Regions from separate parts of the Mus musculus genome. Here regions 1, 2, 3, 4, 5 and 7 are each linked to region 6. A link is a loop called in an ENCODE intact Hi-C map of the cell type or tissue named here. Cell type or tissue: gastrocnemius. All regions are shown on one strand. Region 1 has its middle 92 kb from the start of 4930425O10Rik. Region 2 has its middle 18 kb from the start of Metap1. Region 3 overlaps Eif4e (eukaryotic translation initiation factor 4E). Region 4 holds the start of Tspan5 (tetraspanin 5). Region 5 has its middle 85 kb from the start of 4930425O10Rik. Region 6 overlaps Tspan5 (tetraspanin 5). Region 7 overlaps Metap1 (methionyl aminopeptidase 1).

What was found. A loop is a pair of places that touch in the nucleus more often than their neighbours do. Peaks named below come from ENCODE experiments on the same cell type or tissue, not always from the same donor. Only the 100,000 strongest peaks of a DNase experiment are listed, where the experiment ranks them.
Region 1: a loop joins it to region 6, with 2.7 times the contacts of the local background. A loop is called at or near these places in 37 of 42 quality-filtered maps.
Region 2: a loop joins it to region 6, with 9 times the contacts of the local background. A loop is called at or near these places in 8 of 42 quality-filtered maps.
Region 3: it touches region 6 in a loop (2.8-fold over the local background); 8 of 42 quality-filtered maps call a loop at or near these places.
Region 4: a loop joins it to region 6, with 3 times the contacts of the local background. A loop is called at or near these places in 16 of 42 quality-filtered maps.
Region 5: it touches region 6 in a loop (4-fold over the local background); 35 of 42 quality-filtered maps call a loop at or near these places.
Region 7: it touches region 6 in a loop (5-fold over the local background); 9 of 42 quality-filtered maps call a loop at or near these places.

The regions. Positions count from the first base shown.
Region 1 is chr3:138,632,551-138,636,550 of GRCm38, forward strand. No RefSeq gene overlaps it. Among named protein-coding and RNA genes, the nearest start is that of 4930425O10Rik, 92 kb to the right of the region's middle. In gastrocnemius, no CTCF peak of the experiment used is centred here; no DNase peak of the experiment used is centred here.
Region 2 is chr3:138,505,219-138,509,218 of GRCm38, forward strand. No RefSeq gene overlaps it. Among named protein-coding and RNA genes, the nearest start is that of Metap1, 18 kb to the left of the region's middle. In gastrocnemius, a CTCF peak has its summit at 1,663 (motif pointing right); a DNase peak (open chromatin) is centred at 1,682.
Region 3 is chr3:138,556,981-138,560,980 of GRCm38, forward strand. It overlaps Eif4e (eukaryotic translation initiation factor 4E), which reads left to right. Exons shown (of 8, transcript NM_007917.4): 8 at 1-2,716. Among named protein-coding and RNA genes, the nearest start is that of Mir1956, 33 kb to the left of the region's middle. In gastrocnemius, a CTCF peak has its summit at 1,789 (motif pointing right); a DNase peak (open chromatin) is centred at 1,768.
Region 4 is chr3:138,739,728-138,743,727 of GRCm38, forward strand. It overlaps Tspan5 (tetraspanin 5), which reads left to right and starts at 2,481. Exons shown (of 8, transcript NM_019571.5): 1 at 2,481-2,933. The coding sequence starts at 2,853. In gastrocnemius, no CTCF peak of the experiment used is centred here; DNase peaks (open chromatin) are centred at 1,633, 2,467, 3,082, 3,409 and 1 more place; H3K4me3 peaks cover 2,293 bases; H3K27ac peaks cover 1,828 bases.
Region 5 is chr3:138,639,876-138,643,875 of GRCm38, forward strand. No RefSeq gene overlaps it. Among named protein-coding and RNA genes, the nearest start is that of 4930425O10Rik, 85 kb to the right of the region's middle. In gastrocnemius, a CTCF peak has its summit at 2,351 (motif pointing right); a DNase peak (open chromatin) is centred at 2,375.
Region 6 is chr3:138,904,110-138,908,109 of GRCm38, forward strand. It overlaps Tspan5 (tetraspanin 5), which reads left to right. Exons shown (of 8, transcript NM_019571.5): 8 at 1-324. Among named protein-coding and RNA genes, the nearest start is that of Tspan5, 160 kb to the left of the region's middle. In gastrocnemius, a CTCF peak has its summit at 2,442 (motif pointing left); DNase peaks (open chromatin) are centred at 1,704, 2,441 and 2,789; H3K4me3 peaks cover 775 bases; H3K27ac peaks cover 1,347 bases.
Region 7 is chr3:138,458,667-138,462,666 of GRCm38, forward strand. It overlaps Metap1 (methionyl aminopeptidase 1), which reads right to left. Exons shown (of 11, transcript NM_175224.4): 10 at 3,699-3,764; 11 at 294-1,834. The coding sequence ends at 1,671. Among named protein-coding and RNA genes, the nearest start is that of Adh5, 18 kb to the left of the region's middle. In gastrocnemius, a CTCF peak has its summit at 1,747; a DNase peak (open chromatin) is centred at 1,777.

The sequences.
Region 1 (4,000 bases), 270 kb before region 6:
TTGACTTTGAGATTTCTTTTGGGGCTCTGGAGTAGATGGCTTGAAGCCTGAATCTGTCTGGCAGTGGACAGGCACGGAGGACTCAAGTGTTCAGGTGACATCCGTGAGGACAGAGATGGTAACTGAGTGTTTGGGGTAGGTAGAAGAAGATCTGGGAACAGGAGGGACAAACCCACCAAGGAGACTCCCAAAAGAGGCGCGTTCTAGAAGAAAAAGGGAATGAGCTATGTGAGAGAAACTTTAGACAGCTGATGACTGAAGTGGGCTTTGGAATGTAGTAGAGGATCGGAAGGAGTGACATGGGTGGAGGCTAGATCAACCTACGCAGAAGATGAAGTAGCCAGGAGCCTGCAGAACACCCTTCAAAATCTTGAATGACAAAGGGAAAATTATAGTTGTGAAGTGGAGGCCACAGTGGGGTCCAGAGAAGTGGTTACCTTGATTACGTTTAAGATGGGCGTGGTTAGGGCATGTTAAACTGATGATTCCGAAGCTTTGGGAGAGATGGGGTTGAAGATAGAAAAGGACAGTTATTGATTATGGCTGTGAACAAACGAAGGGACTAGGAAGAGAGAGTCTCTTCCCTTCAAAGGAGGGAACAGGAGAGTGGGCGGGGCTTTCACCATGCTGCCCACGGCAACCGAAGGTTGGGATAGACCCCTCGCATGGTTTTCTCTGTGTTCTGAGAGTAAGCGAAAACCCAAAGGGCTCAAGGACCAAGAGAAGGTTTGAAGGAGGAGTCATATCCAGCAGAATTGTGGGCTGATAGACAAACATCACACTGGGCCGGAAAGATGGCTCAGCGGGTAAAGGGGCTTGACACCAAGGCTGCCAGCCTGAACTTAACTCCCAGGACCTACACGCTGGAAGGAGAGAAGCAACTCTCCTAAGTTATGCTCTGACCACCACACATGAGCTGTGGCATGTATACACCCAACCTTCCCTCACCAAGATAGGTAAATACATAATAAAAAGTTTTAAAAAGCAGAATATTGATTCTGGGGTTATAGAGGACCTAACGATGACAGTGTTTTGGCCCAGTAAGACTAACTTACAACCTCCAGTTCTCAGCAGCTGAATGCAGTAAGCCTTATTTCATAATCACATTTCAGTCTAACGAGGATGGACATGGAATAGGCAATCCCTTGACACCCAGGACCCTAACTCCTGTCTAATAGTTCTTTCACCTTCTAGAGCTATAGAGTATTTTCTTGTACCCAGAAAGAATGTGGAAAAGGAGAGGTCATGCAGAGGCTATTATGGGAAGATTTAAGGACCAAGCCTGGTGGTGGGTGATATAATTTCTGCTATATATCATAAACCAAAGTTTAGTTCCAAAGCCCCTGTTGACTGCAGGAGTGACTTGGATATATGAAGCTTGTTAGAGTTTAAAAAAGAAAAAAGCCATCAGAAAGCAATTATCTAGCTTTTATTACAGATTCACAGTCTCCATGTCTTAATCAGTATTCTAGTGCTGCAAACAAGACCACGCCTCCTAATCCCTCTCAAGTAGCGCCACTCCCCACTGACCAAGCATTCAGATATGGGAGTCCATGGGAGCCATTCCTACTCAAACCACCATGGTTATCAGTAGCCTTGTTGGAGGAAAAGTGTCACTGGAAGTGGGCTGGATGTTTCAGAAACTCAGGCCAGGTTCAGTCTTTCTCCTCTCCTCTCCTCTCCTCTCCTCTCCTCTCCTCTCCCCTCCTCTCCTCTCCTCCTCCTCTCCTCTTCTCCTCCTCTCCCTCCCTCCCTCTCTCTCTCCCCTCTCCCTCTCTCTCTCCTTCTCTCTTCCTCTCTCTTTTCCCCTGCTGCCTGTAGATCTCACTCTCACCTCCTCCTCCAGCACCATGTCAGCCTGCTCGCCACCATGTTTTCTGCCAGGATGATAACAGACAAGGCCTCCGAAACTGTAAACCAGCCCCACATAAACGTTTTCCTTTATAAGATTTGCCGTGGCTGTGATGACTTCTCACAGCGATAGATCACTGACGAAGGTACTCTGGTTGAGGGTCTTAGGACTCTAAGAAGTTAAGTATCTTATCTAAAGCTACATGTGTGATAAGTGGCTGAGCCGGCATCCAGTCTGGAGATCTTACCTACTGCATAAGCAGCTAGAGATGTATCAACTCCTATTCAACAGGATAAGGGAGACAGGCATCATTATCGGAGGATGCAGAGAGTGAGATGCTTGTACTCCATCCTAAGGGCCGAGAGCCAGGAAATCCTTTACACATGCTGGCCAGCTACAGCAGGATGCTGGGGCCAAGTTGGCTGGGTTTTATCTCAGCTCCATCTCTCACGAGTTGTTTACCTTTGGAAAAGTTATTTGCCTGTTTGAACTTGTTTTTCTCATCTGTAAGATGGAGTCACTAACACTTAAGTTACATAGGGCTAAGTAAGTTAACATGTGTATCTACTGTTACTGCCAGATTTACTTCTAAGAGGGACCGAATTACTTCATAGAGGCATCAAAAGCACTCTATGGTGGGGGAAGCACATAGGAAACTGTATTTTTAAATGATGAATTTGGGAAGGTGGGCTGTACTCAGAGAACTAATGGCTTTTCAGTTGGGCTGAGACAAACAGCTAACATTGGGCACAAAGGACACATGAGTTAGAGTGTCCAATTGGAGTCTAACTAGTTCCGTTGGAGTAGACACCCAGCTAAGGAATGTCCACATGAGTTCAAAGAGAATGTGGAACTTCTAAAGGTGTAGGGGCAGTGATACAATGACATTAGAATATTATTTTTCACTTTTATGAATATGTATGTCTATGAGCATTTCTGTGTGAGTGTGTGCCACAATGTGTGTGTATCTCTATAGGCCGGTAAAGGAAGTCAGATGCCCTGCGGCTGAGTTACAGGGGCTGTGGGATGCCCACATGGGAGCTGGGAATTGCACTTGGGTCATCAGCGACTGCACTGCATGTTCTAGACCACTAAGCCATCTCTTCAGTCCCTGGGATGATTTTTCTTTTTTTTCCCCCTAAGTATGATTTCATATGTCAAGCAAAGGTACTGAGCATATGAAAAAACTTCTCAGTCTACTCTGTGGTTATATTTCTCAGGAGAAATTAATAATACAATCTTGTGCTTCCTAAATCCATCTATCCACCCACCTACCCAACAATGAAATGCTTTTTACATTCACACTACTTCATTCTACACGGACCTAAGAAGACAGAGAACATATCCACACATGGAGCAGATGAACGGTCCGTGAAAATGTTACACATACAGCATACGTCAGAAGGTGATTGTCTCGGATTAGGATCTTAAACACGATGCAGCCTCTAACTAATTACCACACTGCCTCAGCCTTCTGAAAACACAGACATAAAGGGAATATGAATCATACAATTCTTATTACCTTATAAAAATCCTAGTATCTTTTGGCAAAACAGGCTTTTTCCTTCCTTGAGCTCAGTGGAAAAATAACATGTACTTTCTGTTAATGTCCAGTTTTTAGGAAGTGAAAAGTTAACCTCCCGCAGTCATTTCAGGTGACTCATTGTCAACTGCAGCCCCCAAAACTCCGAGTCTGAAGTTTTCTTTGGATCAGTAGGAAAGGTTTTTCTGAACCTACATTCTTGAGTTTATATCTGAAACATCCTGCCAAAGGCTCCTGTGTTGAAGATCTGGCTGCCAGCCTGGAGCACCACTGGGAGACTGGGTAACCTTTAACAGTGAGGGGAAGTTAGATCCTTTCTAGTGCCCTTGGAGGGCATCCCGTAACTCATGCCCATTTTCTTCTCTCTCTTTGCCTCCTACTTGACATGAGGACAGTTTCTTCCACTTTGCACCCTGCCATGTTAATGCTTCATCATATACCAGAAGCAGTGAGACCAAGTAGTTGCATATGCTGGGAACCAAACTTTCGCTCCCTGGAAGACCAGCCAGTGCTCATAAGCACTGCACCACCTCTCCAGCTTCTATTCCATTTTTGAAAAGTAGATAGCATCAGGTATTTTATCACAGTGATGGAAGCTCACCAGT
Region 2 (4,000 bases), 400 kb before region 6:
CCCCTTGTGAGATTCCTGAAAGCCCCAACCCTAGCCACAACTTAGTTTTTTGGACAAGCGTATGATTTGGGGTAATATCTCTGTCTAGCAGAGGTGGCCATAGTGAAACAACCACATCACTATTCACTCTTAGAAAGCTGAGTAGGTAACACAAAGAAAGGCAGCAGCTCGCTGAGTAGAGTTCACAAAGCGAACAGGACAAAGCCAGAGAAAAGGCAGTGATCAGAAGCTTCAGGACAATGAAAGTCAAGAGTCGTCAGAAACTATGAATGGCCAGAGCTAAGAAAGACAATGGACAGAAGCCAGTTCTCTGCACAGCAGCTATAGAGAGTAGCTGAGTTGCCAGAACAGTATAGGATGGCATCGGGAACTCACAGCAGCAAGAGAGCACAGTGGCTAGAGCTGGTAATGTCTGGAATGATCTGCATCAGCTACAGTCGGGGAAGGGTCAGGCTCTAACACAGATATTTGTCTTCATTGGGAACTCGGAAGTGAGCTTGGTTCTTTTCTTAGTATTGATAGCATGAATACAGAGGATGGGAGCCTCGGGGCTCAGATACAGACATACAAAAGATGTTCTACTTCAGTGTGACACTCAAGTACTGTCCACCCTCTATCTGCCAGATACCTTATTCTTATACCGTGACTGAGACCTCTTTAGGATCCCTCATGGCCCTGGATTCAGGTAATTAAATTGAGATGGGTAACAAAAAGCCCCACAGGTTACTGGTCATCTTTTCAAGTTTTAAGACAGATAAATTAGTGGTAAATATTCAGGTTCTGGATTCTGAGCATAGAAAATGAATCTGATTCCAGGTAGTAGTGGTGCATACCTTTAATCCCAGCACTTGGGAGACAGAGGCAGGTACATCTCTGTGTGTTCAAGGCCAGTCTGGTCTTAGAGAGTAAGTTCTAGGACAGCCAAGACTACACAGAGAAACCCTGTCCCAAAGAACCAAATAATAATAATAATAATAATAATAATAATAATAAAGTAAAAAATGCAGTCTTCCACATTACAAAGTCAATGGAGCAGTACACACTTAGAATCCCTGCACTGGGAAGGCAAAGGAAGGGGGATCCCTGGTGTTTCCTGGCTAGGCAGTCTAGCCCAGTCTGTGAGATCCCGGTTTATTGAGACACTGTCTCCAAAAATAAAGTGGAGAAGTGGAGAGCAGCTAAGGAAAGCACTGATCACACTGACTTTAGCATGCACGCCCACACGAGTGTGTAAACACACACACAGAGTCTCTCTCTCTCTCTCTCTCTCTCTCTCTCTCTCTCTCTCTCTCTCATACACAGGGCAGGAAGTGTCAGTGATACTGTGGGCATAGAAAACTGACCTTGTGCCAGTCAAAGTCACCCTAGTGGATGATGATCCAGCGGGAGCTGCTCCCCCAATGACCAACAGACTGTTGGCATTTGAATGTAGGGACTGAACTGTACCTAGTAGGGTGTTTAATAGCATCTCCACAGTCCATTCAGCAGATGCCAGGCACAGCCTTCCCCTGAGTGCTAACAGCTGACGGAATCTCCACCTATGGTCGATTGCTCTCTAGAGAGGACAAAAAAAATCAAACAAAAGCAAAACCCACCCCAGGTTGAAACTTGCTAGCCTGGTACTTTTGCTAATCTTCCTTCTAGTGAGAATTTAAGAATGAAGTAGCCTTAAGTGGATGTCCACTAGAGGGCCACCGGGAAGAATCCCTCATTCCAAGGTTAGAGTAAGAGCATCTACTAGCAGTTGTCTATGGGTGTAAGTACTTAACTGTTCCGGCCAGCGTACACAAGCTTTGGGATGAAGAGCATGGAGTGGGGGTGGGAGTGGGGGGTGGTAGTGGGGGTGGAGAAATGCAGCATTTAAGGTGGGAGACACAAGGAATGTGTGCGCTTTACACGCTGAACTGAGGTTCTTGCATGTATCTTCAGCAATGTGCACTAACAGCTTTGTGTGTGTGCGTGTGTGTGTGTGTGTGTGTGCATGTGTGTGTGTGTGTGTGTGTGTGTGTGTGTGTGTCTGCGCACGCTTGTGCAAGCGCATGCATCCAATATATACATATACTCAAATATACTGTACACATTTTAGGTTATAATGCTTTTTTGCATAATATTTATAAGAAATAACACCAAACACTGTCAGCTGTCTTCTTTACAATCTCTATTTATTTTACATCTTTATTATGTATTTATTTAGTATGTAGAGGACAGACAAGCAGCTCGTGAGAGTCATTTCTCTCCTTCCACCAGATGGGTCCTGAGGATCAGGTCAAGTCGTCAGGGTTGATAGAGATTGGCTTTACACATGGAACCATCTTGCCAGCTGAGGGCTATCTCATTTTGTATTGACTACAAATAATTCTGTTTTGTAGATAAAGAATAATTTATGACCAGTACTTTGGAGTCTTCAATGTGCTTAAGAAAGCATATTTTAAGCTGGACATTGGTGGCTTAGGCTTTTTTTTTTAAAGATTTATTTATTTATTTATTTTATGTAAGTGAGTACACTGTAGCTGTACAGATGGTTGTGAGCCTTCATGTGGTTGTTGGGAATTGAATTTTATGACCTCTGCTCGCTCTGGTTAGGCCCACTCCCACTCACTCCCGGTTGGCCCCTCACTCAGTCCCTGACTACTCCAGCCCAAAGATTTATTTATTATTTTTCATAAGTACAGTGTAGCTGACTTCAGATGCACCAGAAGAGGGCGTCAGAACTCATTACAGGTGGTTGTGAGCCACTATGTGGTTGCTGGGATTTGAACCTTCAGAAGAGCAGTCAGTGCTCTTACCTGCTGAGCCATCTCACCAGCCGAAAGCTGTACCTGTTTTTGTTTGTTTGTTTGTTTGTTTAGTTGGTTGGTTGGTTGGTTTTTATTTTGGGGTTTTTAGTTTTGGGGTATTTGCTTGGTTTTTGTTTTGTTTTGTTTTGTTTGTTTGTTTGTTTGTTTGTTTGGTTTTGGTTTTTGGTTTTTGGAGACAGGGTTTTTTTGTATAGCCCTGGCTGTCCTGGAACTCACTCTGTAGACCAGGCTGGCCTCATGCTCAGAAATCCACCTGCCTCTGCCTCTCAAGTGCTAGGGTTAAAGGCGTGCATCACCAGTGCCTAGCCTAGGCTCATGCTTTTAATTCCAGCACTTGTCGGGCAGAGGTAGGGGGATTGTCAGATTCAAGACCAGCCTGTTCTACAGAGCAAGTTCCAGGACAGCCAGGCCTACACAGAGAAACTCTGTGTCAAAAACCAAGCAAACAACAAAAACGAAAGAATGAGAGAAAGGATGGGAACATTTTTAACAGGTAGAATGGTTCGATATACACGTGTCATCTTGTACATGGGTCTGTTGAATAGATTCCATAAGAAGAGTTGTTAGATAAAAGTTTCTGTATGCATATAATTCTCAGAGACTGTGAAACATCCTGGACAGATACCATACCCATCAGCACACTCCCTGCCTCCATTCTCTGTCAAACAGTTACTTGTCAACCTCTTTGCACGTCAGTAATTTCATGAACTATAATGTCATTTTAGCTTTTGTATTTTTAATGAATGGGGTTCAGTCCTTCACAGTGTTTAAGACTGTGTAATTTCTCCCCTCCCCTTCTTACTTTCCTTTTCTCTCCATGTCTTGTTCTAGTTTTTAAAATTACATTCATTTATCTATTTTCAGTATGTGTGCATTGTGGTACCACAGTGTCCAAAAGGAGGTCGACGGGCAACTTTCAAGACTTGGTTCTTTCCTTCTGCCAAGTGGGTCCCAGGGATCAAACTCAGGTCCTAAGGATTGGCAGCAAGCACCTTTCCCCTTGAAGCCATCTCGCCAACCCAATGCCTTCGTCTATTTACTTTTGAGTATTTCATTTCTTTGCCCATTTTCCTATGACTAATGGTCATTTGTTTATGACGTTGGAAACTTGTTGCATGTTGGAAACTACCTATAGCAGTTTGCATTAGTTGCTCTGTGTGTGTGTGTGTGTGTGTGTCTTAGGGAATTAATTTTTGTGCCAT
Region 3 (4,000 bases), 350 kb before region 6:
AAAGCAAACATGAAGACATTTTGTCTGCAGTACGTAATTGTATAGTTCAGATCCTGTGAGATGAGGTGTGGCTGTTAACGCCGAAGGGTAAGCTGAACTGTGGGTAGCAGAGTGGAAACCATTGGCTGAGAGAAAAATGCTCTTTAAGTGGTGGTTGTTATGAATTCACACTGATAACTTGATAAAGATCCTTATAAAATACATACGGAATTAATAGCATTGCTCTTATTATGTACGTCAAGAATGTATAACCGCCTGCTCTTGTTGTCACAGATAACTCCCTGTTCAGTGCTTTGGAAATAGCGATGCTCACGATCTCAGCATTCTGTACCCTACATCTACTGTGTGGATCATTGAGAGATCTTTTGACATTGCAACATGATATGGTCTATGTTGGGCTGCATTCCTGGCTGTCTTGTATGAGACCCCGGTTGGCTCCCTGAAGCTGATTGATACAGTGTACAGGCATGAAGGTGGCTGATGAGGCTTTCTTACCAACATGTGGGATTCTAGTAGTTGTATCTATTAGAGATTAATTCTCATATTCCTTTTCATTCATTTGTAAGAAGTATCAACTTTAGAAGTGAAAAAAGAATCATAAAATACAGTTTTTAAAGTTAAAAACTTTGAGTAGGATGTATCTTTGTTATAGAAAGTTGAAATAATTTGTAATGGATGAATAATTATAATGGAAAAATGAAAAAACTGGACAGAAAGATTTAGCATATACTATATAGGAATTAATAACTACAGCACTTACATAATAAGTTAGGCAGTGTTTTATTCTTGTCACGTGTTCATAATATATGTAGGTATTTCTCCCTTTTATAAATGAATGAGAATTGGGATTTGGTGTATCACCATTTGATACATTAAGATTTAAATAATTTCATAGCTTCTGTCAGATACAGAGTATGAACTTGTGAATAATTCTTAATCACATAAATCACACACTCCCTGAAGATGTAATAAATAGGTTGTAGTACATTAGATTCTAAATTCCAGTTAGACTCAGCTACAAGCTAGGCATATAAACAGCCAGCAAAGCTAGTCACAAATAACCATGGAGACTAAGGTACAGGGTTAAAGTATGAATGTTTTTATTGGTGCTCTAAATCACCATCTAAGATAGATGGTAGTGTTCAACTTGACAGAAATAGACGTTCTTGAATGCTGCTGGAGTTGCATTTAAAAGGTTAAATTTAGTAAATGGCCTGTATGGTGGGTACATATCTGTAATCACAGTGCTGAGATGGAATGACCATAAGGCCAACCTGGGTTACGTAAACCCTTTATCAAAAAGACAAGGACCAGGAATGTGCTTCATTGAGAGTGCTTGCCAAGCATGTACTATGTTCTGTGTGTGATTGCCAGCACTGTCAGGAAGATGAGGTGTAGTGTTGGGTCTCTGTGTATCACGTTTCTCATGACACCCAGCTTTGTATTCTCAGTGTGGAGTATTATGGGGCAAGTGGATAGATATTCTCATTTGGCACCAGCCCTCTAAATACACATCAAATTGATGAGTATACCTTGAGGCCAGCCTGGTCCATAATGCTAGTTCTAGGACAACTAAGGCTACACAAACCCTGTCTCGAAACATTGAATCCAAATGAATCCCACTGTGGGAGGATGCCTGAAAGCCAGTGCATACAAATGCCACTTTGTAACATCCCCTCCCCTCCAGCTGTGGTCATGCCAGTCGTGGGTTTGGTTTGGTTTGGTTTTTTAATGTGTATGCATGCATGTTTTGTATCGTGTGGTGCCTGAGGTGGTCAGCAGAGGGCATGAAATCCCTGCAACTGAAGTTAATTACTTAGCACAGTTGTGAGCCACCATGTGAGTGCTGGGAGTCAACTGGATCTTACACAAAACCAACGACTCTGCTTACTGCAGAGCCATTACTCCAGCCCCATGGCTCTTGTTTATGTGATGGTATGTTCATTTGTTTTTCATGACAGGCTTTCTATAAGCCCAGGCTGTCCTGGAACTCACTGTAGACTAGGCTGGGCACCAGAATAAGTGCTGGGATTAAAGGTTGTGCCCCCAACACTGCCCGGTAGTACTTTGATTTTCTTTCTTTGGGGGAGAGGGGAGCTTGGTGTAGTGGTGCCTGCCTTTAATCCCAGCACTCAGGAGGTAGAAACAGGCACAGCCTGATCTACAGAGGCTAGCCTGATCTACAGAGCTATATCTAGGACAGCCAGGGCTATACACAGATTATATAAATTTTGTTATTTTGAGACAGGTTTTCTCTGTAGCCTTGGCTGTTCTGGAACTCATTCTGTAGACCAGGCTGAGCAACTGCCTCTGCCTCCAGAGTGCTGGGATTAAAGGTGTTCACCACCACTACCCCTACCCAGTTTTGTATTCTCAGATTAAGACTCCATGGTCTAAATGTCTAGATGGCAATAAATATTTAAATCAATGTAAAAATCACTTGTAGAAAAAACGAAAAACACCGTCTTAAAACTCAAATGGGAGAACTTGCTTATTACCTGTATTTTTTGTGGGTTTTTCTTTTTCTTTTGAGCTTAGGTTCTACACAGCCCAGAATGGCTTTAAACCTGCCTCAGCCTCCCAAATGTTGGGATTACAGCTGTGTGCCTGCTTGTTTGTTCCTTTTGAGACCTGGTGTCGTTTCATATCTCCGGCTGTAATGGAAGTCAGATCCATCTTATTGCAGAGGATTGGAATTAAATGCGTTCACTACCGACCTTGCTTGCTTTTTTTGGGGTGCGGGGTGGGGGGGATTCTCTAATTGACAAAATGGGGCTTTAAGAAGATTTTTAGTTCTGGCAAGTACTTAATGGGAGTCTCCTGGTGATGGGAGTAAAATGTAGGCTACTCTAAAATGGCAAACAGGCATTTAGAACATGTGCAGTGGTATACCTCTTCTTGACTTACGTGGACTATTCGTGTAATGTTGCTGGAAATTTCAGGGAACAGTTGTGCAGAAAATACTTGGTATGTGTGTGAAGAAGCACTGAAGAGGCCGAGGCCAGAAGATGGACATTTCCAGCACATAGCTAACTCGGCTGCATACTTCCATAATGTGTACTATACATAGCTCCTGTCTCAGAATGGAGTTTAGCTTCGGATTCTTTAAAGGCTACTTACATTCTACATTTTGAGACAGTACTTAAGTGCCATTTGTCTTTTTGCCATTTAAATTTGCCTAAATATTAGAAAATTAGTCTGTCAGTGACTTCTAATAAATCTGCCTTTTACTGTGGACACAAATGCCCTGGCAGCCTCACCTGTGACTGTCTAAGGTGTTGCCCGATGATTTGGGATCCTTGGGATCCAGGTACTGCTTTCTGAAGCTGTGATAGGTTGTGAAGTATGATGATGTGTGAGTCAGTGGGGTCGAGCATGGGAGTCACTGACTGGGTGGCTACTTCTGCCAGTTCCTGCACAGCCACATCTCAAGTGCCTGTTTGCTCTTGGTGGGTAGCGGCAGTCCTGCACACACAGGCAGCACATTCCACCATCTCCCCGAGTTCTGTTCCACTATTGTTGCTACATTGTTTCTCAAGTGGGCTTTTAAGGTCTTGAATGACATGGAGTTACTTTCAGACAAGTATCTGAAGAGCAGTTGTTTGACAGCAGTTAAGAGTTACTGTTCCTTTTGAATCAGGTAGTGAGATGCACCAGACGGTGCCTGTCTGCAGAGATGAAAGCATAAAGCATTGTTTTGCAAAGTTTTTCTTACAAGTTACAATAAAAAGTACGTTTTGTTTCATGACCCCATTTGTATACGTGTATATAGTAAAAAGGTATCACATGTGAGGAGATGTTTTCTGTGCCAGTCTTTCTCTCTTCTCTGTTGCCATTGATATCCATGGAGTACACCATAAAAGGTATCCATGCGGTAATGGGGCAGTGGAAGTTCTAAGGAAGTCTGTCGAAGTGTTTTATTACGGTGAAGGAACTCCATGACCATGGCAAGGCATTTCATGGGACTTGCTTACAGTTTCAGAGGTCTATTTCATCATCG
Region 4 (4,000 bases), 160 kb before region 6:
GGATTCTTTGTGTAGCCATGGCTAGCCTCAAACTCAAGAGATTCCCCGTGCTTCAAAGGCATGTGTCACCACTGCCCAGCATCAAGGAATATTTCTGTCAAGAAGTTTAACAAATATTCTACATTCTGCATTGCTTAAAAATATGCTGAAAGCATTAATCTTCACAAAAGTAACACTGGCTATCTGAAGTGATAGGGGACTATTCAACTAGTGTTTTGTTTTTGTTTTTGTTTTGTTTTGTTTTTTAGCCATTCTCCAAAATTGCTGATGAGCGATCTGAATTGCACCTTCTCCATTGATCTTCTCTTGTTCTGAGATAGGATCTCAGGCCTCCCACTGTAGTCCAGAATTTAATATGTAACCAAGGATGACTTTGAACCCCTGACACTCCTGCCCCCACCTCCCAAGTGCTGGCAATACAGACACACAGCACCATGGGCTATTGATGTTCAAGATTTTATTTTGAGAGATGTTTTAGGTTTATGGTGCAGGAGGAGGAAAACGTCATACTATGGCATTTCTGTTATATGACATGTCCCCAAAGGCAAAACTATGGAAATATAAAACATCAGTGGCTTGAGTGGGGGAGGGGAATGGGAAATGTCTAGGCAGAACCCAGAAGGTTTTTAGGACAGAGAAAATGCATGGTATGATGCTCTAATGAGAGATGCATGTCATTAGACGTTCATTTAAGCTACGGATAAGCAGCACCAAAGGTGGACCCTAGTTGAGCTCTGGACTTTGAGTGATAATTATGAGTCAGAGAAGGTTCATCAATTGCAGCAAATGAGTCACGTTGGTGGGGAGTGGTGGTGAAAGGAGAAACCATGTCTGTGTGAGAGCAAGGGTACTTGGGTATCACTTAAGGATAAGGCTAAGCCATCAATTGGATTTAATTCTAGTCCTTTTTTGAAAGGTGCCATATAGTGTAAGAGAGACCTCTGCTCTGACTTTTCCTGTGTTCTGCAGCAGTGGATCTATTTATATACAGAAAGCATCACAGCAGCACGTGTAGGCTTAGGTAAAGCTTGTCAGGTCACTCCTGTTAATAAGGAGCCCGATGGGGGCCATTGCTTGGGCTGGGTGGAGGGAGCTAGGGTGATTTCATCCACTGCTTGCCAGAGACATGGTATGGAGTGAGTAGTGTTCCTGGCCCTCCTGCCTTTTGGGTACCCGGATTCGCAACTGTGATTGTAACATAGCCTCCTGAAAGCCAGGTCCATCTAGAAAGAGGTTACTGCAGGTAAAAAGGAAACTTCTTGCCTTATCAGAGCTTGACTGCAGGTTGCAGATTTTGAGCAAAAGGCAGAGGAAGTTACTCAGCAAAATCCTAGGCAGAAGACTTTGAGACCTCAAGTTCTCCACCGCCACCCTGATGGCATCATCTGCAGAGCCTCTTAAACATGCAAAGTTCTGGGCCCAGACTCACTGGCTGGTTCTGGAAATTCTTATCTTTTTCTACCATGGATGTCTAAAGACTAAAGTCAGTTCCCCTAGATGTTGCCACACACTTCTAAGCTGCCCTTTCTTCTCATCCCACAAAACCCTGGCATCTGTTTCCCTGCCCGTGTGCCAAGTGCCTGAAGAGTGTACATAGACAACTGCCGGGTACCTGCTCACCCGTGCTTCTCAAAGTTTCCACTCTCCAGTTCTGTCCTCTCCCAGAGGTCAGGAGTGCCCTGCATCTATAAACCCAACTGGGATTTCCCAGAGGGAGACAGTCCTGTATGTAACTCCTGCATCGCTTCCTGAGCTAGGAGGCAGGTGTGTTCCTTTGAGAATGTTTCATCAAAGGTGAGAAAAATTTCGTGGTGTGGAAGTGGACCTGGGTCAGGACGCCTCTGGGCCAGCTTCTCTTGCTCGCCTCCACTTGCAGGATGATTCGTTTCTTTGGCCGTTGGGAAGAGTGGATTAGTCAGAGAGATAGAGTATCCTTTGAGATACCCACTCCTCCATTCTCTCCTCTTTAATGGCCTAGATCCCTCTTGAACATCTCAACGAAGCCCGCCTGTTCTGCTGTTGGGTGGCAAGGAAGGTGTCTGCTCTTCCTCATAGCAATGCAGGAGGAGGTCGGTGTGATTAGGTGGCAAGGGGACCGTGTGTATGTGTGTGTGTGTGTGTGTGTGTGTGTTGGGAGGAGGGCGCTCACCCAGCCCTCGCTCCCCGAAGCCACCCTCTTTTTCAGGGTCCCTCCGGAGCTGCTGGTGGCCAAGAGAAGGACCCGCAGCTCATCCACGGGGGTCCGGTCCCTCTGCCCTGGCTGCTTTAGGTCTGTGAGCTACGGGGTGTTCCCTCGTCTCTCTCGGCGGCAAGGGGCTCGGGAAGAAGGGTCGGGGAGAAAGGAGGCGAAGAAACAGAGAGACACGCGGACCGCGACAGAGGTGGCGCGGCTGCGTCGTGCGGCTGCCTCTCGGGAGCTCCCGAGCACGAGTCGAGCGCGCGCGCGCCTCGCCGACCCAGGCGCCGGGCGGAGCTGCGGGCCGGGGCGGGCGGAGCGAGCGGCGGGAGGAGCGAGCGGTGGGAGGCGCGCGAGCGGGCGGCGGGCAGCGTCTCCGCCGGCATCTGCGCGGCCGCCTCTGCCCGGAGCCCGGGGACCGAGCGCCGGACCCGCCGCCTGGCGCACCGACGCGGAGCTCCCGCTTTGTGCTCCGTGCCGGTTCGAGGAGGCTTCCCGGAGGCTGCGGCCACCGCGCCCCGGCGGCCTCGGAGGCCCGCGGCTGGAGGTGCCGGAGCTGCTCGGTCCGCGCGGCTGAGCCCCGCGTGCCCCACTGCTCGCCGGGCTGCTCCGAGCCGGGGTGCTCCGGGGCTCCAAACTCGGGCTGGCGGGGCAAGTGTCTTCATGAACCCAGAGGATGTCCGGGAAGCACTACAAGGGTCCTGAAGTCAGTTGTTGCATCAAATACTTCATTTTTGGCTTCAATGTCATATTTTGGGTAAGTTGGAGCGCTCCTGGGTTTCCAAGTGCTGTGGCGGATGGGTGGGCGACGGTCCCCCGCCGTGGTCGCTGCTTTACTTTTCGCCGCCCCCGGAGCTCCTGCCCCAGTCGCGGCGAGAGGCGTCTACCTTCCGCCTTCCCGGCTCGAGCGCGGGGGAGAGAAACACTTCATCCTTTCCAGGACTCGGAGGAGGTGAAAAGAGGAACCAAGCCGGGCAGGGGGCAGCCAGGCCTCGGGGTGGCTTTTTTCTTTCTTTTCTTTCTTTCTTTCTTTTTTTTTTAAGGGGGTGGGGGGGGCGCGAAAAGCTGGGGTACAAATGGGAGGACGGCTCGGCAGTTTGAGAAACGAGGGAGCACACGGATTAGATTTGCTTCCCGTGGGATCTGGATGTTGGGCAGAGCGTGGTGTCATAATGGGGCAGGCTAATCGGGCAGAGCCGACCCCGAGATCCACCTTCCAGCGCCGATCTGATTGGCCGAGGGCTTGGCTCGGTGTTGCCGCGGCTGGTCTGTGCCGTGCTCAGCGTGTATCTCCTTGCACCATCTCCGGCTTTGTGTAGGATGCAGATGCCGTGGTGTGTGGCTCTGTAATGTGCACGTAAATAACACGTCCTGCATGCTCCTCTCCGGCAGTAAAGCGCTCCCTTTGCATAATGGACTGGCCAAGTGGGCGTGCAGGGTGGAGGGATTTATTTCTCTGTGTATCCTTGTGGAATAACTAGTCATCAGTCAACATATGTTTCGGTGTGCGCGTGCCTCGCGTCTTCCCCTTTTAAAGGGGTGACACACAGGTTTTCGGAACCCTTGGAGACATGCAAAGGAGAAGGTGTGTAAGACCTGTTTTGCTGGCAGAGCAGGTGAGCCGCGGCTTGCAAACCGGCTCCCAACCGTGCTCTGCGTGACACTCCCTCGTGCCGGGTGCCTATTGTAATCAGGCTGGGACCCTACTCTTTTGTTGTGATTCTTTTCTGAGACCTTCCAAACGTGTTCAGCAACCAGACAAAGAGTTCTCTAGGACAAGAGGGGAAATGGTTTGTTGGTTGGTTGGTTGGTTGGCATTGGTTG
Region 5 (4,000 bases), 260 kb before region 6:
CTCAATTTGAAAACAGGTGAAGAGCCTCACTATATTAAAAAAAAAACCCAGTTCATTAAAAAAGTAAAAGTAGCCAGCAGGCATAATAAAATATATTTTATTTCACTGGTAATTAGAGAAATACAAATTAAATAATTATGAGCTAACACAGTAGCCAGGGAAACTGGCAAAGATGAAAGCAAAGAGAAGGAGCAGAAGCGTGTTGTGCGGGCAAGAGGTCTTCAGAGATGGCGAAATCAGGGCCTCGCGAAGTAACAACCACTGTTAGGGAGTTTGCCAAAGGCATCAGAAGTCTTCTATATTTTGTATCATTGTTTTACCGCTAAGAAAATAATCAGATAAGTACACCAAGACCTTGAAAATGTGTGAGTATTAGCAACTGTCTAATGTTCATCACAGAGGAGGCACTCAGTAAGCACCAACAGCTGTGGAATTGGAGTAATGTTTCACTTCAGGCAAGTATCTCCGATTTCACTTCAAGTGCAAAGGTGTCACAGGATAACAGAAACACGGAGTATAACAGAATCTATGCTGCCATCCCAGCTTAGAAGGGTATGTAACTGGGCATGTGTGCATGTTCAAACACAACAAAACAAACCAGAAAGATATGTCCCCTGCATCTTAAGGTAGCTCATGCTGGACAGTGGACTGTAGATGACCTAAAGGTATGTTATTCTTTATAATTTCCTTATTTTTAAAGTGGATATATAAGGGCTTGAGAGATGGCTCATTGGTAAAGAACATGGGGTGCTCTTCACTAAGGCCTACACTCAAGTCCTAGCATTCACACGGTGAGTTAATAACAGTCTGTAATTCCAGCTCCATAGGATCCAACATCTGTATGTCCTTTCTAGTCCATATGGGCACCACGCGTGTGCCTGGTACAGAGACATACATGTAGACAAAACATGCACATAAAATAAAAAAGTCTATATATTAACTTATTAGTTTATGCTAAAAAACATAACAAAACCAACCCCGATCTTGTATGCACTCACCCCTCCAGGGTATTTCAGACCCCCATCTTGTTTACTTCATGTCTATGAGACATTGCAGGTTCTGATGCATCCCAGCCTGGGACAGAGCCCAAGCCCAGCCTAAGCAGATGGATGATTAAGGCTGATTCTCCCTATGGTTCAATTAACCTACATGCCGTGTAGAAATATGAAAATTGTTTTAGAAGATCATTATGTGAAACTCTGAGTGTGTATGGGCCGCCCTATCTTCCAAGGCCCAGGCAAGCACGTGCTACGGAGCCCTCATCTTGTGTTTTAGAAGGAATGTCTAGTTACTCCTCACAGGTAGATCATGTACAAAGTCCACCTTTACTCTGATGACACTGGAAACCTGAGGTCGGGCTGTGGGTTTTATATGTATATAAAACTTCAAAAAGCAACTGTGTAATTTATTACTGTACATTTATAGCAATTCTAATGGTGGGTTAGTCGTTTTTATAGGAGTGATAAAATGGGTCTGAGGAGATGGCTAAGCACTTGCTGCTCTTGCATGGGATCTGGGTTCGGTTCCCAGCACCCACATGGTGGCTCACAACTGTCCTAGGCTCCAGTTCTGGGGATTTAATGCTCTCTTCTGGACTCCTTGGCACCAGGAATGCACATGTTGTATAGACATAAGCAGAGACAATGCATTCATACACAAAAGAAAAACAGAAAAAGAGTAATGAAGTAAAAATATAATTAGTAAATAATTATCTATTTATTTCATACAATTTTTGTCTTCATTTCATGCTTATTTCTATAGATAGCAATTCCTCAGCTTGTAAGGAATATGTTTTAAACCTCATTATGGCTGATTGTTAGTAAATACTTCTGGATTAAAATTTAAATATTCTACTCAAAATATACCTAAGTTGCACATACCTTAATTTTAATACTGCATTACTAAATATCTAAAAACTGGGTTATTTTATAGTTGGAAAGTTGTTTTCTTCTTAGATACTTATAAATTATAACACATGATTGATAACTTTCAAAATCATATTTGAATATGACTGAATTTTAAATTTTCAAGTAAACTTAACCCAATTACGTTAAACGTTTTCACAAAAATGAAGTCCTCTGCACTCCAATGCTAAGTTTATTACTGAGTGTAGTAAGTAGTACAATTTCACTTAGGTTTTCCCAGGCCTGAGTTCTCAGAATTTTTGGTTTTAAGGCTCCTTTAAGCTATTAAATTATTGAGGACTCCAAAGGCTTTGTTCATGGGATAAAGTCTCTCAATACTTGCATATTATAACTAACATTTGAATGTTTTTAAGTTTTAAAAATTGTGTGCACATGGGTGCCTGAGCTTGGGGTGTGCATGTGAGTGCAGTGCCTACAGAGGCCAGAAGAGGGAGACAGATCCCTTGGAATTAGAGTTACAGCTAGTTGTGAGCCTTCTGATGCTGGTGCTGGAAATTGCACTTCAGTCCTCTGAAAGAGACTGAAAGCATACACTGTTAACTGCTGAGCTCTCGCTTCAGCCCCCACTGGACTGTTTACATACATCTACATGTATCATGCATACATACATACATACATATGTATACTTACATATATATGCATATATGTATACTTACAAATACACACATATATACATGTAGGTATGTATGTACACACACATATGTAAGTGTAGCTCTCACCAGCTCTTGGAACAACGATGGCATTAAGAGACTTGCTGCCTTTGGAGAACTCTATATGCAAAACCATGGAACTAAAACAGGCAAAAATGCGTTTAATATTATTAATGGGGGGGGAACCCTGAAAGGGACTTGAGTACCTGGAACCACTGGTTTAAAACAGCACAATACATATTTAGGATTACTGTAATGTGTTGGATATTCCAACATGATTCCAACATGACACTGTTGTGTGTATTGTGCTAGCCTGTGATCACCTTTGTCGCATCTTTGAGCAGGAGTCTGAATAAAATCACAAACATGGTCATGGCCACTCCCTCTAAATGCTACTTTATTATGCAAGGATCTATTTCATTAGGCCTGTCTAATTGGATGGCTCTGACAAGTTAATTTGTTTATTTCTCCTTCTTAACTGCTTCCTCCACTTTGCCTGGGGCCCTTGACCAGTGTTGGTCTAGTGTGTGGCTCAATGTCTTGCTTCCCTGGTGGCCTCAGCCGCAATCTTAAACTAAAGGTTCTGTTGAGGGTTTTTTGGGGGGGATGGGAGTGAGTAGTGGGGGTGGGGCGTGTTTCCTCTGTCCTTCTCTCCCCCCTCTCTTTCTCTCTCCCTTCTCCCCCCCCCCCCCCCGTAAATCCCCTTCTGGGCTGCTTGGAAGTCATAAGAAAGCTGGGACAGGTTCTGTCTGCCCTCTCTTGCTCAGACTTTTCCAGTGCAGCTCCAGGGCCCACCGCGTCTGCTGTAGAGAAAAGAGCCTTTCCTTTTAGCATCTGTATTCTCTTCCAACAAGTCGGCCTGGAGCAGGTATAGTTGCCACTCTCTACTGCCACCCACAACTTAGTCACTAGATTTTGCTTTTCTTTCCATTTTCTTTGCCTTTTCTTTTCTTTTTTTGTAGAAGTAATGTGTTAAATATTTAAATCATTGTTTATGCCTTATTCCTGAGCATAGATCAACAAAGCTCTCTTTCTGGGTTTTTGTTTGTTTTTTGTTTTATTTTGTTTTTTTTCCATGTAGCCCAGGCCTACCTCAATCTCACCATGTAGCTGAGGCTAGCCTTGAACTGCTGGTCCTTCTCCCTCCACTTCGAAGTGCTGGAATTGTGGGCATGTTGTCACCCTGACAAAGCTGGTTTTCTTTAAGTTTTAAATATTCATCTATGTATTTGTACATGTATGTGGTGCACAGGCCATGGCCTACATATTAGAGATCAGAAGACAACGTGTGTATCCAGGGGTAAGCTGGATGTTACTGCCTGGAGTACTCAATGTTTCCAACCGTTCAGGTTCTCTGTTCTTCAGGGTCATTTCCACAGCTCTAAGGTGCGTATTCACACTGACATCTACACCTGTGATTGTTCC
Region 6 (4,000 bases):
GAGATAGTCATTCCATACGTGGATGCGAGGTCACGTGACTTCACCCCTGTCCATACCACAGCCGTCGCTTGTGATGTCCTTCAACATGGACACTCGTGCTCTCGGATTGGCACTTCTGTCTTCTTTATTACCTCATTCTCCAGTGAACTGCATCTGGCCAATTGATTCAGAATCAGACAGGATCCCCACCCCGTGGCACATCCAGTGAAAGCCAAAACACAAGCCCAAGCGAGTTTTAAATTTTAATCACCCTTTATTTTTTACACTCGAGAGTGATTGTAATAAAAGCTGTCATTAATAAACTCGGTTCTACCTTACATGGGATCACGTCGTCTTACTTTTTCTGAATCATTTCTCAGATGTAAGTTACTGTAAAACACTCTGGAATGTCTCCTTAAAACACAAAGGGCCGGGGCCAGGGGGACAGCTCATGTACAGTGTGCTTGAAACTTAGGGTTCAATCCCATGGCCCTGAAACCACCATCATTTCCAGAACTCCTACGGAGGTGGGTCAGGATGCAGCTTGAGGACTTGCACTGGTGAACTCCTAAGATGCTGATGAGACTACACATTGATTTTTAGAAACACCAATCAGTCCCGGAAGGGAGGGGAAATTTGTGGATGTAAGGGGCTAAGCCTCTGAGTTGCTAAACGTGGGCAGACACAGCAAGTAGGTGTTCTCTGTCTCAAGGACTGTCCTCTATTTGTTTCAGATGCCTTGGGAACATTACAAAACACAGATCCCAGACCCTGACCCTGCCATTCTGGTGTGTGTGTGTGTGTGTGTACATATACACGTACACATATACATATATATGCTTAAGCTTTATGAACATTTAATACACAGTGGACCTAGATAAAAGTTACAGCTTTTATAAGAAAGTAATTGCCAGCAGCCCCTGGAAACTGTCATGTTAACCTGCTGGAAAATACCAGCGTAAGTGTCTTTCTCTTGTGAAGTGTTACTGAAGGATACTTTTTAAGAACAAATGTAAGGAAAAGCTTCCATTTCACATAGCACTTTTAAGACCAGGCAGGACAGTGTGTCCTAAGACTTGAGAAAGGCCTCAAGAAAAGCAGATACAGAAAGCAGACCTATTTTGATTTTAAAGAAACTTGTCGGGGACTGAAGATGGGCAAGCCCTGTTGATGTCTCTTTACCTGATGCTGTGGGGCCTGGTTATTCCCTCCATGCTGTGGCCAGCAGCAGAGCGGTTATAGTTACAATGGTGCTTTGTTTACAAGGCTCAAAACTAGCAGAAGTTTTGTCCTTGCAAAGACCATGGACTTTGGGGAAAATTACCATTTTTAAAAAAAATTTCTATTGTTTACTGGTTCCCACAAAGATTGCTTCTGTAATATATACTTAAAAATTACTATTCATAAAAAAGAACAGTAAAAACCAGAACTTCTCATCAGAGAGTGGATGAAAACTCCTGTTTCTTTTCCCAGGGTATAGCCCCCTTGACATTTCTGTGGGTTCGCTTCCTGCCCCAGGTCCCAGGCTGACTCCCCTCCAGGAGCATCTTAGAAGTTACTCTGGTCTAAGCTTTTGCTTCTTCGGAAAGGCCTTGGCTCACTCTGGACTGGTGTTTGTGTGGGCAGGAATGGAATCATTTTGCAGCGTGTGGCTCTCCCAGCGCGCCTGTTTCCGGCTCTCTTGGAGAAGAGCCCTGGGAAGCCAGTGGGCGAACAATGGGGGTCGGAGCCCAGTGACCTGGCAGGCCTTCCCCAGCAAGCTTTGCCATTTATACATTGGTGCTTGCTCCTTCTCTTGGGAAATCTGTGCAGACCTCCAAGGAAGGACTGGGAACTTCTCCATAAACTCTGGCTACTGTGGCCAGGAAGCTGGAGCAGGGAACGGTAATTGTGAGACACTGTCAGCAAGTGGAGACTAATGTACAGCAAATGTAGCTGTAGGCAGGGCTGAGTTGTGACTTAGAGTGGAAACATGACTAGGGGCACAGTTATCAGATGTTTGGATCCAGGAAGCAGGGGACAGAAACTAAACTCTAAAGATACCAAAACCATCTTAATGTTCCCCTAGCCTTTAATTTTATTATTTTATTTTATTTTTGAGAGACTTGCCATAGCAGCAGAATCTATTACAGTGTGGCTTTTAAGACATTCTTGGTTTTCGGAATTAATTGGTTCCCTCTGGAGGCCTGCAGCTTCCTTTGTCCCAAGGTTGAGCCATCCCCTCCCAGTTAGACCGAGCTAGACACCCTGGTCCTTCATCTCCACTTCTAGAAACAAGGGCTAAAGTAAATGTACTTTAAAAGTCAGAGAGCGGGTGGAGACATAGTTTTACAAGGTATGCATGAGTTCCACAAAGAACCAGTGTCCAGCAAAACAAACGACCCATGTGGTCCTCACCTCCAAGAACTTCTGGGCCGATTAGGACAGGAAAGTTTTAGTGGCCTGCCCTCTAGTGTCAGCCACGGAGAACCACAGCTGGCTGGTGTTGGAAGGGAGGTTCCTTGCGGATGGATGCAAGCCGCATTCCAGCGTTGGGAAATGGATATGGGCCGAGGGCAGGTGTTTAATAAGAGTAGGTGCTTTCCTACTTCACAGTCCTGAAAGCTGGGTCTCGTTCTGGGAACCCAGGCACGGGACATCTTGTTCTCATCAATATCTGCGTTGGGAAATGGATATGGGCCGAGGGCAGGTGTTTAATAAGAGTAGGTGCGTTCCTACTTCACAGTCCTGAAAGCTGGGTCTCGTTCTGGGAACCCAGGCACGGGACATCTTGTTCTCATCAATATCTAGGTGCTGATCTTGCCACTGGCGTTTTATTACCTTGTTGCAGCAGGGTTTGGCAGGCCTGGTGGAAGCTGGCCCTGCCTCCTGTATCGTCTCAGATGCAGTTTCTAGAAGATGATATTCACTGCCACCAAGTGTTCACCAGCCACTCTGGGGGTGCTATGTCTTCCAGGCACCTATCATCCTAGTGGGGGTGGTATGATAAACGGCATCCCCTCTCAGAGCATAGAATCCCCACTGGAGGGGTTTGTGTGAGCCATGATCCAGGTCCTAAGCCGCACCTCTGGTCTTCAACACTGACTGTACAGGACAAAGGGAGCAGACTTTCCTGGACTTCCCGTTAAAACAAGACTGATTGAGAATCTAGTGGTGTTAGCTTTGATTTGAGAATTACTATCTCCTTTTTCGGAAATGGTCAAAGATTTCTATCTTGTTTTGGTCTTTTGCTTTAACACAAAAGGTTATCAATTAGCTCCAACAGGCCTGATAGTCCTTGTTCTGTATCTCGGGCTGCCTTCAAACTTGGAGCAATCTCCCTGTATCAAGCTTCCAAGAGCTGTGCCAACAAGCTCAGACCTTCTCGCTACAACCTTTGATTTTAGAGACGGGAGAAACCATGGCTTATACATGTTAGGAGTTTATCATGGGTTCAACTGTGTCTTTCAATATTATATTCCCTGAGATTCAAACTCAGGTCCACGGAGTGCAGGGAACCCTCCTGATAGGAAGCTAGCCTGAGGTTCTCATCAGCTGACTGGAGGCAGCTGACCACTGTGCGGTATATGACAACAGTCTGCTTTCTGCTCTTGTAATGTCTTGCTGAGTCCCAGTTTTGTTAAGATAGGCTCTTGGTGTATATCTTGGGTTAGTTAGCTTTCAGCTTGCTGTGTAACTCATGCTGCATTTGAACTCATTCCCCTGGCTTCCACTTCCCAAGTACTGGAATCACTGGTGTGCACCACTATGCCTGGCCAGTCTTGCCACCTTTTCTGGGGTATGTTAAATAAAGAATGCATTATTATATTTAAGATCATGGCAGTGCATTCTGTATTTAATCTTAAAAGCCACCTGCTACAATGATTAAGATCGCATCCATAAAATGATCGGTGCCTTCTGCAGTCTCCTTGTGTTGTCACCAAAACAACCCAGTAGTTCCCTAACAGTTGCAAGCAGCCACTGGGGCCAACAACCCATCTGTCCCTTGACCCCACAGCGTATGGTTGTATAAGTATATTCT
Region 7 (4,000 bases), 450 kb before region 6:
CTTCATTTTCTGATGATATAAACTGAACACCCAGCCCACCTCCATTACTAATTCTACTGTCAAAATATGAAATGTTCCCCTAAATATGCCACATTCTTGGTCTTAAAAGCTCTCCTGATACAGCTACATCACAAATGGTGCTGGCACTTTGCTGGACTAAACGCCATGCAATCCTGGTATGATAGACCTGAAAAGGTGCTCCAATGGCAATGAGGTTAGACTGTGACATTAGCCTTATTCCCGTCGATTCCCTCTGAAATCCCAACAAATACAACTAGAAAAAGTGGGATAATCATTCAAACGTTTAATCTCCCTTTACATATTATATTAACATTCATATTACAAGGCATTCCATTCACAAATATTACAGTTTGATAAAAACTTTAAACACACACACACCCAGAAGTCTACACCAGATTCAATCACTTTACTAAATCATTAAAATAAAGTCATGAAAACATTATCATCATTCTCTTAAAGCAATAAGGTCTGAGGCACTCTGGGAAAGATGTCTTGAAGTATGTGTCAGTGGTATCAAATTATACTATAAAAGTCATGAGACACCCAGCAATCAAGGATACTCTTGTGACAACTTTATCCTCTGGTGTTTGAACCACCACCGAGGAGCACAGATTCCGGGCAACCTAGTCATTTCTGATGAGACTCTCAACTCGACCGAGGAGAGGTGCATTTGCAATACAGGATAGCAGCAGCATACTGAGTGTTTACAGTACCGCAACAGGCTCCTTTCTCATTCTGTTATGTTTACTAATGGTAAAGCCACAGCCACCCGTGACTGTGCACACACCTGGGGACATTTTTTAACTCCCCCATCCTCTGCCACAGGACAACTGCCTCTTCTCTTGAGTGCTCCAGAGGTGCAGCCTCACATCAGAAGGGTCTGAAAAAAGGGGGCTTCACACCTGACCAAAGAGAGGTCTAAAGCAGCAGTGCTCTGTAAAGCCACCCCGCAGCTGCCGGCCACTTCCTGCAGCACACACCAGACCTTAAAGTCTGACAACGTCTCACTCACTGACACACAGTCCACACTGCGCGGAGTCTTCCCTGCAGACAGACAAGATAAATGAACAGCATGGGGGTGAGAGGAGACCAGGTCCTAACTAGGAGTCACTCACTAACGAGTTATGGATCCGTTTCTGAGAGCAGATATCCTGTCAAAGCAGAATCAACCCAGACCGAAGGTCATATAGTGTTCAGTAATCGTGTATATGGAATTTAAAATGTATGCATATATATATTTCCATATATATCAATATATAGTAAAAATCTGGAGCAACATGTTGCTAAAGTTTCAAGATTTCTCATCTCCAACCTTCTGTTGGGAAGCAGCTGGCCCTTGGTGGCTGGTCTGGCAGTGACAAAGCAGTGAGTGCAGGTTGAAGTCAAAGTGCTCAAGGGGCAAAGAAGAAAACACAGTACAGAAAACTGAGGGGGTGAGGCCAGTGGTGGAAGGAAGTAAGCAATGTTTCCTTTATTCTTCTCAGCTTTCAGACCCAAAAGCTCTTGAGGACACACACCAAATGCTGTAGTCCATTCTTATCCACAGTCAAAACAAAACGAGTGATTAAAAAAAAAAAACTTCATTTCCATACTTTCAATAAAATGCACAGTACGAGATGGTGTTCGTATGTTAGGCATCTTGAGAGAAATTAAAACTGGGACATGAAATGAGGCCGAGAGCTATCGAGTCTCCGGGTGAGAATTTCACAGCCAGTGTCCGTGACCAGCAGGGTGTGCTCAAACTGAGCAGATCGCTTCCCGTCCCTCGTCACTGCAGTCCAGCCATCTGGCCAAGTCTCATCCTGCCATCCACCTGAACAAGCGAAAATAGTTACTTAGTTCTGCCACTCACATTCCTAAACAGATGCTAGGTAAGTACAGATCCAGAGGAACTAAGCCGTCAAACGCGCATAAAGACCCTCTAACACTTTTGTCTAGCTGAGGCCTTTCCAACTTCATCCCATCTGCAGCACTAATGAAGTAATGTCTGAATTTCCTCATGTGTATCTCACTATCAAATCAAGATGGCATTTCTAAAATAAAGGTATCAGACTTCCTTTCAGCAAACACATGGAAACTCCTCCCACAAAAGTGTAGAATGTTTCTGTAGAGCAGAAATGTACAACTGGCAACTTTCCAGAATAACGGACTCAACTGTCCCAGTTTACAAAGTGAACATGAGTTTCCGGACTGCTGTTGCGTGTCACTCCTGAATTGTAAATAATTAATAGGCATACAGCTAGAGGCTACAACAGATTATACTATAAAATCCTTATAACCAAAGAAATCGTGGCAAAGAAAAACAGGGTTTTTGAGGGCTAACAAAATGAGAAGATAGCCCCTGGCAGAGCACGAGGGTCTGAGTTGCATACCCAGCACCCATGGTAGCAGCCAGGAGGCTCTGGGGTATCAGACAGATACCTCTTCTGGGGCTTGGTGGCAGCCAGCCTAGCCTAATTGGCAAACCTCATGTCCCAGTGAGAGACAAATTTCAAAAACAAAGTAGAGGGCTCCTGAGAAACATACCGTGAGGTTGACCTCTGGTCACTAATTATTCACACCTGGAGGACCTGGAAAGGGCGTGCTTCAACAGAGGGCTCAGGGCACGCTGGCCAGCAACCCGGACATGCTGCCCTGCTTAAACCCAGTGAAGAACTAGCACAAGTATTTCCCAGTTATAATCTGATAAATGCCCACCATTATAGCCCGTGCCATCAGAGGATCATGAGACTAGCTACCAGAGACTAGTGTCTGTGATGTGCTTCCTTGGGATGCAGCGTCAAACTACAAGACTGGAGTGCTGACTGTAGGGCCAGATGGCTCATCAGTCTGGTAAATGTTGCCACATAAGCCACTGTGTGACCTAGGCCAAATTACTCTACAAGGATGTCCTCTTCTAACATCTTCCCCAAAATGGAATTAACTTATATAACTGTGTGTCTCCTCTTCACCCTCCTACATCAATCAAGAACTTCAACAGAGGCTAACGTAGGATCTCCCTACTACCACTCATCATTTGATAAGATCTTTAGGAATCACCATGTAAAACGTGTCATCTTGTTAGAAACCCTTAGGATGTTCAATTCTCTACACATTACCAAGCGAGTGCAATAGGGAGAATGAAGCAAAAGGAAGAAAACAGAACCAGTTACTACTGATCTGATGAGTAACCAGATATAAAGAGAACCAACCTCCACACATGCTCCACCCTCTATATCCAATGTGTGCACTTGCAAAAATTGGATACATAAAAATTTAAAGGAAAAAAGAAATGTTATAAACTCTGGTGGTTTGAAAATGAGTGGCCCCTATAGACTCATGTGTTTGACTAATTGGTCCCCAGGGAATGGCACTACTAGGAGTAGTACATGAAGTAGGTGTGGCCTTGTTGGAGGAAGTGTGTCACGAGGGGTGGGCTCTGAGGTTTCAAATGTTCAACGCAGGCCCAGTGTCTTTCTCTTCCTGCTGCCTGCCAGAATGATTGTGGAACTCTCCGCTCCTTCTCTAGCACCATGTCTGTCATGTTCCCTGACATGACAATAATGGACTAAGACTCTGAAACTATAAGCCAACCCCAATTAAATGTTTTCCTTATAACAGTTGCTGTGGTCATGGGGCCTCTTTACAGCCATTAAACTCTAAGACACAAATAGAGTATTTGAAACACATATACTCACCTTCACAAATCATTGGCTCAATTGTAAACACATGACCCGACTTCATCACACCAACTGCTTTATTTTCTGAAATTAAAAGAAAAATGTCTCAAAAGACATCAAACCCAACAATGGGCATTGAACTAAACAGCTCACTGTTTAGTCACACAGGATTAACATATCCAGTAGTTCCCTCCATTACTCTCCCAATTCTTCCAGTCTGTCACTCAGCACAAAGGCTATCACCCATAACCGCTGCTGGCAGTCAGTTTACTCTTGGCCCATGCTTTCTACAATAAAATACAGGGATGCCCATAGGCTTC